Linked DNA regions of Homo sapiens: region 1 is linked to region 2. The links are chromatin contacts, found by Hi-C in ENCODE. All regions are on one chromosome and are shown on one strand. The core of a region is the stretch at or near the end of the contact, and the rest is flanking DNA. Distances in the headings are between cores, read along the strand shown.

Evidence for each region. Hi-C counts contacts between places; a loop is a spot of excess contacts on that map. Pooled maps may share reads with other maps.
Region 1: a map of heart left ventricle shows a loop between it and region 2 (5-fold over the local background). The contact joins the promoter of KIF18A here to the enhancer-like site in region 2. A Hi-C loop is called at or near these places in 3 of 168 maps with a recorded cell type or tissue (heart left ventricle, heart right ventricle and vagina) and 4 of 50 pooled maps.

The regions. Positions count from the first base shown.
Region 1 is chr11:28,106,428-28,113,067 of GRCh38, forward strand. KIF18A (kinesin family member 18A) reads right to left here and starts at 1,729. Exons shown (of 17, transcript NM_031217.4): 1 at 1,637-1,729. METTL15 (methyltransferase 15, mitochondrial 12S rRNA N4-cytidine) reads left to right here and starts at 1,961. Exons shown (of 7, transcript NM_001113528.2): 1 at 1,961-2,025; 2 at 3,739-3,974. RefSeq lists enhancers at 942-1,466, 1,007-1,266, 1,467-1,990, 2,177-2,256, 3,502-4,002 and 1 more.
Region 2 is chr11:27,521,613-27,528,017 of GRCh38, forward strand. The region is part of intron 1 of BDNF-AS (BDNF antisense RNA); the gene reads left to right. It also overlaps the pseudogene RNA5SP339. Among named protein-coding and RNA genes, the nearest start is that of MIR8087, 9.8 kb to the left of the region's middle. Within about 2 kb of position 4,382, at least 2 of the 41 ENCODE cell types and tissues checked have a DNase peak (open chromatin) inside an H3K27ac peak, as active enhancers do; they include heart right ventricle, where a contact is called at or near this core.

The sequences.
Region 1 (6,640 bases), core at 479-2,978, 580 kb after region 2:
GTCTTGGGGGCACTACTCCCACCAACTTACAACCATCAGGGAAGAATAAAAGGTTCAACTGGAGGGAAGGCCGGCACTGACAGCTGAGCTATTTTTTTTCCTCTTAGTTTTCACAGTTGTCAGCAAAAAAAAAAAAAAAAAAAAAATCATTTTTATCGTGTCTCTTAATTGATTTGGGGTATTTCTATGATGGGACAAGATGCACTTTCAATATAAAAATATTATGTATTTGTAAATACTTTTCAATAGTAGAAGAGGAAGGGCTGGGTGCCCTGCCTCACACCTGTAATTCCTGCACTTTAGGAGGCCGAGGCGGGCAGATGGCTTGAGGTCAGGAGTTCGAGACCAGCCTGGCCAACACAGTGAATCCCCGTCTCTACCAAAGATACAAAAATTAGCCGAGTGTGGTGGCAAACGCCTGTAATCCCAGCTACTCGGGAGGCTGAGGCACGAGAATTGCTTGAACCTGGGAGGTGGAGGTTGCAGTGAGCAGCGATCACGTCACTGCACTCCAGCTTGGACCACAGAGCGAGACTCTGTCTCAAATAAATGAATAAATAATAGAAAAGGAGATTAATTACTACTATTAAAGGCAGATAATCTTTTAAGTTTTTTTCTTTGTGATTGTGCTTTGTAGATAATCTTTGTTTATTGAAATAGTTCTTACAAACTATGAACTTAATAAGAAGCACTATCTAGTCATTGGATATCACATTCTCTAGCATCAAAGTTTATAAAAACCTTACAAAAACGAAACAGGAGGCTAGACGTGGTGGAATGACACTAAAAATTAAAATCTGTAGAGTGCCTAAATTTCTACCTAATTATCCATAATCTAAACTATATATTATACCACAAAATCAGTTCATTCTGGTCAAATACTCTCTTCTCATATAATAAACAGCAGTCAGTCTTGGCTTCTCTGTAACTGAGTGACTAATGAGCTCCTAAAAAAAAAAAAAAGTCCTGCGGAAACCAAGAACAGACTATAGGACTGATTCTAAATGTTTACAGTTTAATTTCATCTGCAGAGCATTTGCCAAACAGTATCTCTTCCGTACCTCATCTGATCCTCGGCAATCCCGTTAGGCAGTCAGAGCGGCTTTTATCTCGATGCTACCTACAACTGGGGCTCAGGAGGGGTTCCCGATTGACCAGTGCAAGACTAACAGTTAAAGCTCTTCAGACAAAAATTTTATGCAGTGATGAACAAAAGCTCCTCGTTTGATAGGTAAGCCCCTGGGTACGCTTATATGTGAGTCTGAAACAAAACACTCCCAATTTGGAGTCCGGAAAAAAGCTGACACTACAAGGTGCTGGGCAGTTAAAGTTCTCTGCCAGTCTGGGAAAGGGGCCAAGATGCCCTTTAAAACTTAAGACTTCCTCTCAGGACTTAAGGAGATCCCTGCCCTTCCAGCTGAGCAGTCGAGGATTACGGTCAAGCAGAGCTGTGCTCTTAGCAGGTTCTCGAATCCCTTTTTCCTTTCACTTTCTCCCCAGGTACCCTGATCCCCCACCCCTCAACGCTTCTGTGTTTGTCAAGAAGCCCACCTGGTCTTCTAGACCTGAAGCGGCAGGACCCTCCGTTCCCAATAATACAAGTCACCAAAAGGAGCGTCCCAGAGTCCAGTTTTACCTTCATGTGCCTCTCACTCACTTCAGGCCCAGGCCAGGTTACCGCAACCACTTCACTTTAATGTCCGCCTCCCAGCGCTTCAGACTCAACCACAATATTCAAACCCAAGCCACTTTCCTCAGCGCTTCGTTTCATTGGCTGCCGCTCGCGTGATGTCATCACGTCGGACGCTGTCACGGCTCGCGGCAGCTTGGCGCCAAGAAGCTCAGCCTGGCTGCGCAGGGGAAGCTCTTTGCTTGCTCGTCACCGTGGCAACGCGCGCGGCCGTTTCCGGAGGCGGTGGCCAAAGTGGGCGGGGCTAGGCCGGAGCTGCTGGTGGGAGGCAGCCACTTGAGATCACCAGGCCTCCTGTAGACCGGCGGGTGCAGGGCCCGGTCCCAGAGTTAAGGGTGTGAGTGAGACTGCTGCGGGCAGGGGTTGGCCTATGCCCTCTGCTAGGGGGAGAGGTGGAGTTTGGGTGTGGATTAATGGGTTCTGGGTGTTTATTTTCTTTTCTCTGAGTAGTGAGGCCTCCAAGAAGTTGTAGGGACCTGTTTCTTCCAGACACATTAATATGGGCCAAAATGTGGGGTCTCTTCACCTGAATTAATTGGAGATCTTTTGGGTTGAGGCCTCAGGCTTCATTTCTCAGGACTTCCAGGCCTACTCCCATTAGTACTGACCGTGAAACTATTTTCTGTTTGGTTACTTTTTACATTCTCTGTCTAATGATGGCATAACAAAATAAATTTAAAGATTTTGGCTTGGTTTATTATTAGGTGAAGTGATTTTTTTTAAGTCCCAGGTTATAGATATTATTTCAGCATAGACACTTTAAAAAGAGAGAAAATACCTGGAACAAATCGGAAATACGTTTGCTAAAATAACTTTATTTGGCAGGGTGTTTTTAATAACAGTATCTGAATTTCATTGTTCTATATATTACTGTTATTGTATCCATTTAGCAATTATTTAGATTTTAGACACAATAGTATGCAATGGAATCAAACTCTTCCCTCTTGGAGCTTATATTTTGTGGATTCAATATCACTTTATAAATAGGATGACTCATACCCATGCAGAGTATTATAAATGCAACAATATATGGAAACCTCTGTATTATGGACATTTATTTCCTGTTGAGGAAAATCGGGAGTATTGTGTACTGTATGTGATGCATGTTATATTATTGTTTCTGATCACTAGACAGAGGATCAATAAAGCTACTACTTATTTTTGGCTGTATTACGTGTATCTTAGCTAATGAAATGGTTATTTGTGTGCTGCTGGTCTTGGTAATAAAATCGAGATGTCTTTATTTCCAGTAAGAACTCATTGTATAGTACTTTACGTTTTGACTTCCCAGGTATTTTATTAGTCCCTTTACATATGGTCTCTCAGTTAATTCTCAAAACAGCCCATGAGACGTAGGTAATATTATTTTCATTTTTCTGAGAGAAAACTGAAGTTTTCAGAAAATTCCTAACACAAAATTTTGTCTTGAACTATACAGGCAAGGCAATTCAGAATTGAGTCATTTGTCTCTGAAATACTTTCTGGATTAAGTGACATTAAGAGAATATCTTAATCCAGTCTGAAAATATGCATATTTTGCCAGTTGCTTGTAAAATTGCATGGATCATTGGTGAAGAATAGAAGTGTTTTAAAGTTTGTCTTTTTTGACACCCACATTGTATAAGGTTTATCAGTGCCACAGATGTTTTCACACCTAATCCAAGTACTTTAGATTTCAAATTCAGTGTTACACTTGCCATTTAACAGTGTTCAGATGATGAGGTCCATATTTTAAAGGAATTGTACATTTGGTTAAAGCAGAGAGATTTTGACATTACAATCAATCCCACTACTGTGCCACCTTGCTCCTTGTAGTTTCTAAACATAGAGCTAATGAGACAGAAATTCCCACTTTTAGTTAAAAATTGGAGTATAACTGCTGTGTTATCAGAATACAAGTTTAATATACTTTCATTGTAAACCAAAGAGCAGAGATAAGGATAAATGAAAAGTTAGATTTAAAGTTGTTTCAGACCAAAAAATAAAAATGGAAAAAGTAAAAGTGAATTTAAACATGGCAATAGTGAGGTCTTATTTATTTCCCCCAGGAAAGTCGTTTGGAAACCCCAGGCCAACAGGACCCTTTGGCAGCTGAGGCTGGAAACAGCGGAACCAAAGGCAGACGGTCCTCAGTTGCTTGGGCGGACGTGGACCCAATCTGTCCGTCCTTACAAGTTTCCCCCAGGGGCAGGACCTAGACGCGCGGCGCATTCAGGTTCTCCTGGACCGTAGTGGTAGTCGCTGGCCCGAGTTAGAGGCCAGCTGAGAAGTCTTCGTGCTTCAGGTGAGGAGAAGGGGACCGAGTCCCGGGAACTCGTTTTGGAAACCACCAAACCTTTGGGGGTACTCCACAGGGGTCGCTGGATTCGTCCGGAGCAAAAGAAAAATACGCCCCTGACCCTCTCCCTCTCTTCAACACGCCTTCAACCTGGGTTTGGAAGTTTCCGAATAGTTTTTCCTCGTCAGAGCGTAATTCTTAGGCAAAAGGGTGTATTTTTCTCTTTCCTTAGAACCTCTTTCACTTTCTCAGCGTTCGTGTGCCAGCCGCCACGTCGCGTTTTTGTCCTTAAAAATTACATTTTCAAACAGGATTTCCCTGCCAGACAAAATTGACTGCAATGATTATAATTGTTAGAGCCCTTGAGGGAGTATCCTTCATGGGCATCACTCACCTGTGTGTTTTCACAATTAAAAGAGTAATCTGGCAATTTTATGCTCTCAACAGCCAAAAGTGAACTTTGCTTGTAGAGAAAAGTTAAATGACTTAACTAGGAGATCACAGAGGCAGTTTTCCTGACTCCCTGCTTCCTTATGACCAGAGGGAACTTAATCTTAAATCATTTAGGGTAGCTGGCCACTAGCAGACTGCAGGAGAGCTCCAAGTTGTCTGGTAGGAAACTGGGCTCCAAAAGAGAAGAATATAATTTTCTTTAGAGCATGCCACACCCCCAGCTTCCATTTTTTTAGGGAGGTATTGCAGGAAACAAGAGGCAAATGAACTATTTGTCACCCTTTCTCCAGGTTGACTCAAGTTGGCAGGCAATTAGTTCATAATAAAATATTCAGGCTTTGTGCCTTGACCATAGTTGAATAAACACATAGAGACTGAATGCAATAGAAAAAAATTAAATGCAAGTGATAGCGTTTTTTGTTTGTTTTTCCCCCGCTACTCTGCGTTTTCCTGTATAGTTCTTATTCCTATGTTAGAATTGATGATACTACTTTTCTTTTTAGTTATCAAAATCTGGACATATAGGGTAGGTTGTTCCAGAGTTCACTTTTTAGGCGTATACATTGTACGTTCATTACTGGGAACCCCGCAGCATACTGTTATTTTTAAGTGGAACAGAGCCAAGCCATTGGATGTCGGTTCCTTAATAAAATGAATCTATGAGATATTACAGATATATAGTCAATTTAATTGAAGTACTATTAAATTACATAAGTGGATTAAATAGTTCCAGTGGGCAATGTTTATAGCATGGAGATTGAGTTCAGGCTCTGGGGGTAGACTGTGTTACAATTTTAGCTTTACGGCTCTCTAGCTATGTGGCCTTTGGCAAATTACTTCTCTGTTTTCCCTGTCTATAAAATGGGAATAATATTTCAAGAGTCGTGGTAAGGATTGAATGAGGTAGCGCATGTAGTGTGGTTATAATAGTAAGTGGTGCTTAGTAAGTGCTAAATAAATGTTAGCTATTATTTTGTAAACTGTTAGAAACACTAAGTCAGAGGGTAGTTGAGCTTACTTTTGTACGCTTTCCAGAAACCTTAGGCATAATTAATAATTTGGCTATTTCATTGCTGCCAAGCAACCAAAAATCTACTTAGATCACTCATTCCCCCCCCCACCGACATTTTTTCAATGTCACATTTGCCACACAATTCTGCAGATTATAGCTTTGGTGAAGTTAACATATTATCCTCAAGGTAACATCTTGTTGATGTTACATCATATTTGTATTTCTTTGTGTTTTATTACGTGTGATCAGCTTTTCAACGTTTTTAATTTTTTTTATTGCAAAAGGAAAGACAGACATATTTAAGTGGGATTTATGCTTCTTGTAGTATTTTGAGAACATATGGTTTTTGGTGGGGTCAGTCATGCAGGGGAAATTTCCCAAAGTGAGGATTGATAACAATGCTAATTCTGTGGAGTCTGGAATTAATCCATTCATTCATTTTCTTCAGAAAACATTTATTAAGCACTGATGTGCATCTTATTTTGTGTATACGAAGGTGTGGGTCATATTCTTAAATAACTAATAACCTGTAAGGAAAGAATAGTGTTAACTGGGTAGTATCAAGCGGTGTTTACTGTGGTAGTATCAAAAACTTTGCTTGAAACCAGCTGGGTATAAAATGCATGGTGTTTTCAAAAGGTCTCCTGTTAATATATGTACATAAATCCTTTTTTTCTTCTGCATTTTAAAGAGTTATGGATTGCTGAAGAAAATGGAGCACCTATGGTAAATCCAAGGAATATATCAATTATTTGTTTTTTGGGTGCCGGGGACAGATAATTAAAGGTAGACATGAAATACCGAAGTGTGCTCAGTTGAGTGTTTATACAGTCATAGTTTAAACTGATATACACTCCACTGATACAGGGTACAGGGAGATGATCTCGTCAGAGAATCGGACTGATAGACTGATTATCTTTTTTATTTTTTGGATGTGCATGCGTAGTCTTTTCCCAGGGATAGTCTCTGAAGATGAGAATTTAGCATTGTGAGAAAAACAAATACAAGAGCTTGAAATAGAAGACCATCTGAATCTAAAATGTAATACTTTTAATCCGTTCAGTCATCCTGATTACTTTTCAAATAAACAGTTTTAATTCATTGAATCTACTTTTTAGCCTTAATTAAAATTCAAAAAAGTATGTTTCATAAAAATGTTGACCTAATAATCAATTTTCATATCCCTAATGGTTAAAATGTTAATGAT
Region 2 (6,405 bases), core at 3,132-5,631:
ACTCCTCATCTTCCATAATCTCCATCTCCCATCCAAGAACTAACCAGGTCCGACCATGCTTAGCTTCTGAGCTCAGACAAGATCAAGCATGTTCAGGGTGGTATAGCCATAGATCAAAATCTCAATCTCAAGCATTCTACCCTAGGCCCACCACCTCATATCTTTCCAGCTCACTGTCCCTCACATTCTGACTTAAAAATCCGTTGACCTAACAATGAATTTGTCCTACCATCTTTTCACTGTCCTTTACATCCTGTGTATCCTTACCTCCTTATCCATCCTAGATCTTATAGTCTATCATAATCATCACTCACTTTATACAACTGTAACTCCCTGGAGCCTCTTTCATGTTTTTTTTCCTTCTTTGGAAAACCCCCAATCCTAGTTATTTGCAGCCCTTTTCTTACTCTGTACCTGTTTTCTGGTTGCTGAACTTGGCTGGAGGAAAGTACCCAATCTACTGCTTGGTATCACTTTAAACTCATGAGCCCCCAAATTTAAGTGGGCCCAGCAATTCTAATTCATTCAAAGAGTTTGTGAACTCTTGCTTCACAAACATGATCTCAAACCTTCTGCTCTCTCCTCAAACTTTTGCGACTTCTTGGTTCTTTATTCTCAGCTGATGGCCTTGATTTCTTTTACACGGCGAAAATGGAAACAATCAGAGGAGACCTTCCACATGTGGTTCCCATCACTTCTTCCAAACCTGCTTGCATCTTCGCCTGTGTCCCCTCATCCATTCTGTCCTCTGAGGAACTGTCCATGGGTCTGTCCAAGGCACAGCCCTCCTGTTCTACACTAGGTCCCAGGATCTCACATCTACTCAAGGAGATCACTCTAGCAATTTTACTCTAGCCATTTTGGAGAGGCTCTCTCTTCCTGTTTGTTTTTTTTTTTAATTTTTTTAATTTTTATTTATTTATTTATTTATTTTAGATGGAATCTTGCTCTGTCACCCAGGCTGGAGTGCAGTGGCATGATCGTGGCTCACTGCAACCTCCACCTCCCGGGTTCAAGAGGTTTTCCTGCCTTAGCCTCCCGAGTAGCTGAGATTACAGGTGTGCACCACCACTCCTGGCTAATTTTTGTATTTTTAGTAGAGACGGGGTTTCACCATGTTGGCCAGGCTGGTCTCAAACTCCTGACCTCAAATGATCCACGTGCCTCGGCCTCCCAAAATGCTGGGATTACAGGCATACGTGATGACGCCCAGCCAAGGCTCTCTCTTCTTCCTCCTGATCAATTTATGTCCATCAGTATATAAATATGCTTTATTTCTATATTAAAATACTTTCCCTTGATCTCAAGCTTCCCTGCAGCTACCTTTGCATTTTTCTTATCTTCTTTATAACAAAACTTCTTCAAAGTATTGTTCATACTTGTAGTATCCATTTCTGCTCTCTTACTCTCTCTTCAATAACTCTAAGTAGACTTTTATCTACACCACTCCACCAAAACAACCCCGTCAGCATCTCCAGTGACTTCCACGTTGTCAAAGCGAATTGTCAGTTTTCAGTCCTTATCTCACTCGAAACAATTGATCACTGCCTCCTTGATACATTTTCTTCATTTGATTTCTTGGATATCATCCTTTCAAGTCTGAGCACTTACAGTGTGGCCATCTCAAATAGAGATGTCTGAGTCTTCTATCAAAATCTTCGCTGACCTTATTGGGTACTTTCTCAATCTTTCTAATGGTTTCTCTTACTTGGCTTCTTAATTTTGGAGGACCCTGAGAATTCTATCCTTAGACCTGTTCTTTGTCTACACTCACTCACTAGATGACCTCATTTGGTCTAATAACTACATACTATCTAATAACTATATACTATCAGTGCTATCCCATACAAATATAATGCAAGCCACATTGTAGATAGGTGAGTCACAGATATAATTTTGAATTTTCTAATGGCCACATTAAAAAATGAAAAGGAAACAGGTTAGATTAATTTGGTAACATATTTTATTCAGCCCAACATATTAAAAAATTAACATTTCAACATGTAATCAATGTAAAATGAGTAATGAGATGTTTTTCATTTTTTAAAAATATTATTTGAATTTCAGTGTGCATTGGCATTTATAGCACATCTCAATTTGAACTAGCCACGTTTTAAGTGCTCAGTAGCTGCATGTGGCTAGTGGCTACTATATTAGATAGCACAGACCTATATGCTGGACATTGGCTTTTACTGAGTGAGATAGCCAATGGAAAGGTTTTTTATATACAAAGTTTTAAATTTAAAAATATATATACAGATAGGGTCTTACTATGTTGACCAGGCTGGTCTCAAACTCCTGGCCTCATGTGATCCTCCCATCTCAGCTTCCCAAAGTGCTGGGATTTACAGGCATGAGCCACTGTGCCCAGCCCAAATGGAAAGTGTTGGGGAGGGAAATGACATGACTACTCTTTTTTTTTTTTTTTTTTTGAGATGGAGTTTCACTTTTGTTGCCCAGGCTGGAGTGCAATGGCACGATCTCGGCTCACTGCAACCTCTGCCTCCTGGGTTCAAGCGATTCTTCTGCCCAGCCTCCCAAGTAGCTGGGATTACAGGCGTGTGCCACCATGCCTGGCTAATTTTGTATTTTTTTTTTTTTTTAGTAAAGACGGGGTTTCACCATGTTGGGCAGGCTGGTCTTGAACTCCTGACCTCAAGCGAGTCACCCGCCTCTGCCTCCCAGAATTCTGGCATTACAGGCATGAGCCAGCATGCCCAGCCATACTACTCATTTTTAAAAGGCCATCCTGGCTGCTCCGTTGAAAATAAACAATGTGGGAGTAAGGGGGCAGCAGAGAGACCAGCTAGAAGGTTAGTATAGGTCAAAGATGAAGGAGAGAGTGGGATAGACTGGAAGAAAAGTGGTATGTTGAAGGTAGAACATGTTGAAGAATAGGATTTCCAGATGAATTGTACAGAAAGAAAGCAGTCCAGGGTGATCCCTGGATTTTTAATCTGAACCACTGGAGGAATTGGAAGAATAGAGTTGCCTTTAGGTGAGATGGGGAGGACTGAGATCAATAAATTTTGGAGAAGCAGAGATCAGTAGTTTGAATTTTGGATTTGTTAAGTTTGAGTTTTCCATTAAACGAACAGACGAAAACCACAAACAACAACAAAAAAATGAAGATAGCTTCTGATAGCAACATGTGTCATGAAGAAAAGAAAATAGCCATAGAGTGACTGAGGAGGAGTTTCTTAGACAAGCTTGTCAGTGAAAGCGTCTCTGAAGAAGGGGCATTTGAACTGAGTCCTGAATGATGAAATGAGGCCAGCCAAACAAAAATCTGGAAGAAAATCATTTTTAGTTAGAGGGTACTACAAAGATAAAAGCTTGGAGGCAGGAATATCTGAGAGACAGAAAAGCGGCCAATGTGTCTGAAGTGGGTAAGATGGAGAAGCAGATAGGGACCAGTCATACAGTGCCTTGTCAGTCACAGTGAAGGAGTTTGGATGCTATTTTATGCACTGAAGGAAGCCTTTGGGAGGTTTTAAGCTAGACGTAGCATGATCTGATTTATGTATTACAAAGAAAACTCTGGCTCCTGGATGGCGCATGGATTTGTATTATACTAATTATTATTGCTATTATTATTACAGGAGACAAAAGTAGAAGCAAGGAGAGCAATTAGAAGCTTTTACACTAACTGGGCAATACATTATGGTTCTTTCCACTACACAGCTCTTCTTCTCTTGCCTCTAAGTCTTTTCTTGATTTCAACGAATTCCTGGAGTGAGAGAATGTGTATTCTTAGTCTCTGTGCCCTCTGACATGCCCAGCACTATGTCCTGCCCACAGCAGAAGGCTCAGTACTTATTTTTGAGTGAATTATATGGCTCTTCTCATCAAGGCTGAGGAGCACATTTTTAAAAAATATATATTTGTATTTTTTGTACATAGCATATTGTCTGTCCCATAGTTAAGACTCAATGAATGTCTGTTGGAGTGGGGCAAGACCTCACTTCAGATAACCAGTTTACTGAGAGAGATCCTTGGATAGGCAGAGGCAGCAAAGAGGGTTTGGGCCTTGCTAGCATGGAGGGTAGGAGGAAGGCAGGGAAGGTGGAGCATGTTGAGAGAAGAGAGGTGGATAAAGTCACCCAGCTCTGAGCAGGCCAAGGGTAGATTTGGTCTATATTTTAATTTAAGGCTGGCCTGGTTTCATTGATGGTGATATGATCCCTATGTGTGGGAATAGGTGAAATGGTTTGATCACAATGGGACCATAATCCATTACCCAAAGCCTTCATTAAGGAGATAATTCTGTTCAGCCTCACACATAGCCAGGCCTACAGGAATTTGCCATCCAGCACCAATACTGATGCTACAAGTCCCAGCAAACACAGGATGGCAGGCCAAATTCAAGCTTTCTGGCACTCCTCCTCTTCTGGCTGAGCCCGATGTCCTCAGGCCTAATCTCAGGCTGGCAGAGAGTTAAGTGCTGGGCTGAGTCTGTGCTTTGCTGCATGTGCTGGACTTGCATTTGATTCTGTCCAAAAGAGGTCTGTGGACCAGAGGGATGACATTTGGCACCAAGAAAGTAACCCAGGTGTCTGTCTCTTTTTCAGTCCCAAAGCCTTATTCTTTTCCCTCAAGTCTATGCAATCGTTTGGAATCCATCACTCATCACCTAGAGGTTTCAGTGCCTTTAGATTAGGGTTCTGCACCCATAGCTGATGATCCACTGGACTACCACACTTGGCACCTGAACAGAGCCAACAGGACTGGTTACAAATTCGTTGTTAATTACTGTGTGTAATTACACTAGACCCAAGGTTGGAGGGAGACACCCTACTCTGTTGTTGTCTTATATACGAATTCTGTATAATTTTTTAAAAGCCCACCATTTTTACTTTCTAATTAGGATATGGGGATTTGGGGCAGCAACCTTTGTTATTTAATCATGCTTTTTCTGGGGAGGGGAGGAGAGGAAAATATTTTCCTTTTTCTATCAACAATTGCTCTCTTTTCCGCATTAAGAGGGTGGAAACTTGGTTCCTCCCTCATCCCCTTTAGGCAAAGAGTCCATGGCTCAGATTCATAAAGGTTGTTGATTTTGACTTTGGGTTGCCCTACTCTGTTTTTCCCCACCTTTCATGCTAACTAACACAATACATAAGTCTTCCTAGCCAGCACTCCCTAAGGGTGGGGTAGAAACACAGCCCATTAAAAAAATTTTTTTTAAAGCTTTGAGTAATCTCCTTTTTATATTCACCCAAATGAACCAGGTTGGTGGCATATTCTCCTTTGTTTTTACATCTGAGACGTACTTAAAGTTTAAATAGTGCCAGAATGAATCACATTGCTTGTGTTCTTATACCCAGCTGCAAATCATGCCAGGCTCAAGCCCAGGAACACAAGATTGCATGCACGCAGAGAGGGTCACTGCTGTCTTATCTACTCCTGCTCTGCTAAAAAATTGCATTTATTTATTTATTTGTTTTTGAGATGGAGTCTTGCTCTGTTGCCCAGGCTGGAGTGGCAGTGGCATGATTTCAGCTCACTGCAACCTCTGCCTCCTGGGTTCAAGCAATTCTCCTGCCTCAGTCTCCCAAGTAGCTGGGACTACAGGGGGCCTGCCACCATGCCTGGCTAATTTTTTTGTATTTTTAGTAAAGACGGGTTTTCACCATGTTGGCCGGGCTGGTCTGGAACTCCTGACCTCAAGTGATCCACCTGCCCCGGCCTCCCAAAGTGCTGGGATTACAGGCGTGAGCCACCACAGCTGACCAGAAAATTGCATTTATTATATACTGCCCCGTCCCCATCTTGGCATTCTGATATCATTGTTGCCCATCCTTTCCTTCCCATTGAGAGAGTCAACATTTCCCCTTTCCCATCCTATTCTCATTCCTACTTCTAGCTTTACTATCTACTGTATAACCTGCTGAGCCTCAGTTTCCTCAGGAGTAAAATGGAGATAATAAGAAACACCTGCCTTGCCAGTGTCACACAGCTATTGAGGATCAAATGAGATAATGGGATAGGAAAGTGCTTTATTTCTACAAATGCAAGCTATTGTCAGTATCATTTACTTAACTATTCTTCGTTAGCTAGCTACGTAGTCTAGCTTACCTTGTCGTGTTCCAAATGTGGAAGGCTTGCTGTTTCTGGTAAGTTGAGGACCATTTCAAAGCCTCAAGAAAATGATTAGAAATGAACCAATGTGAGAACATTTTCTTTGTTGGGTAGTTCATCCGATTATTATGTATGTTGTTTGTCTTCTTTTAATTTGGATATAGGTTGCCTTCAGCTGCCAGTACTGTGAAATAAGAGACGATATTATAAATCCTTTGGAGATTAAGCATTTCCATCCTAATAGCTGCTGCTCAAAATTTGATTTCCCCTTGATTTTCAATAAAAGGAGGATAACAGAATGTTATTCATTCTAATTATAAAGCA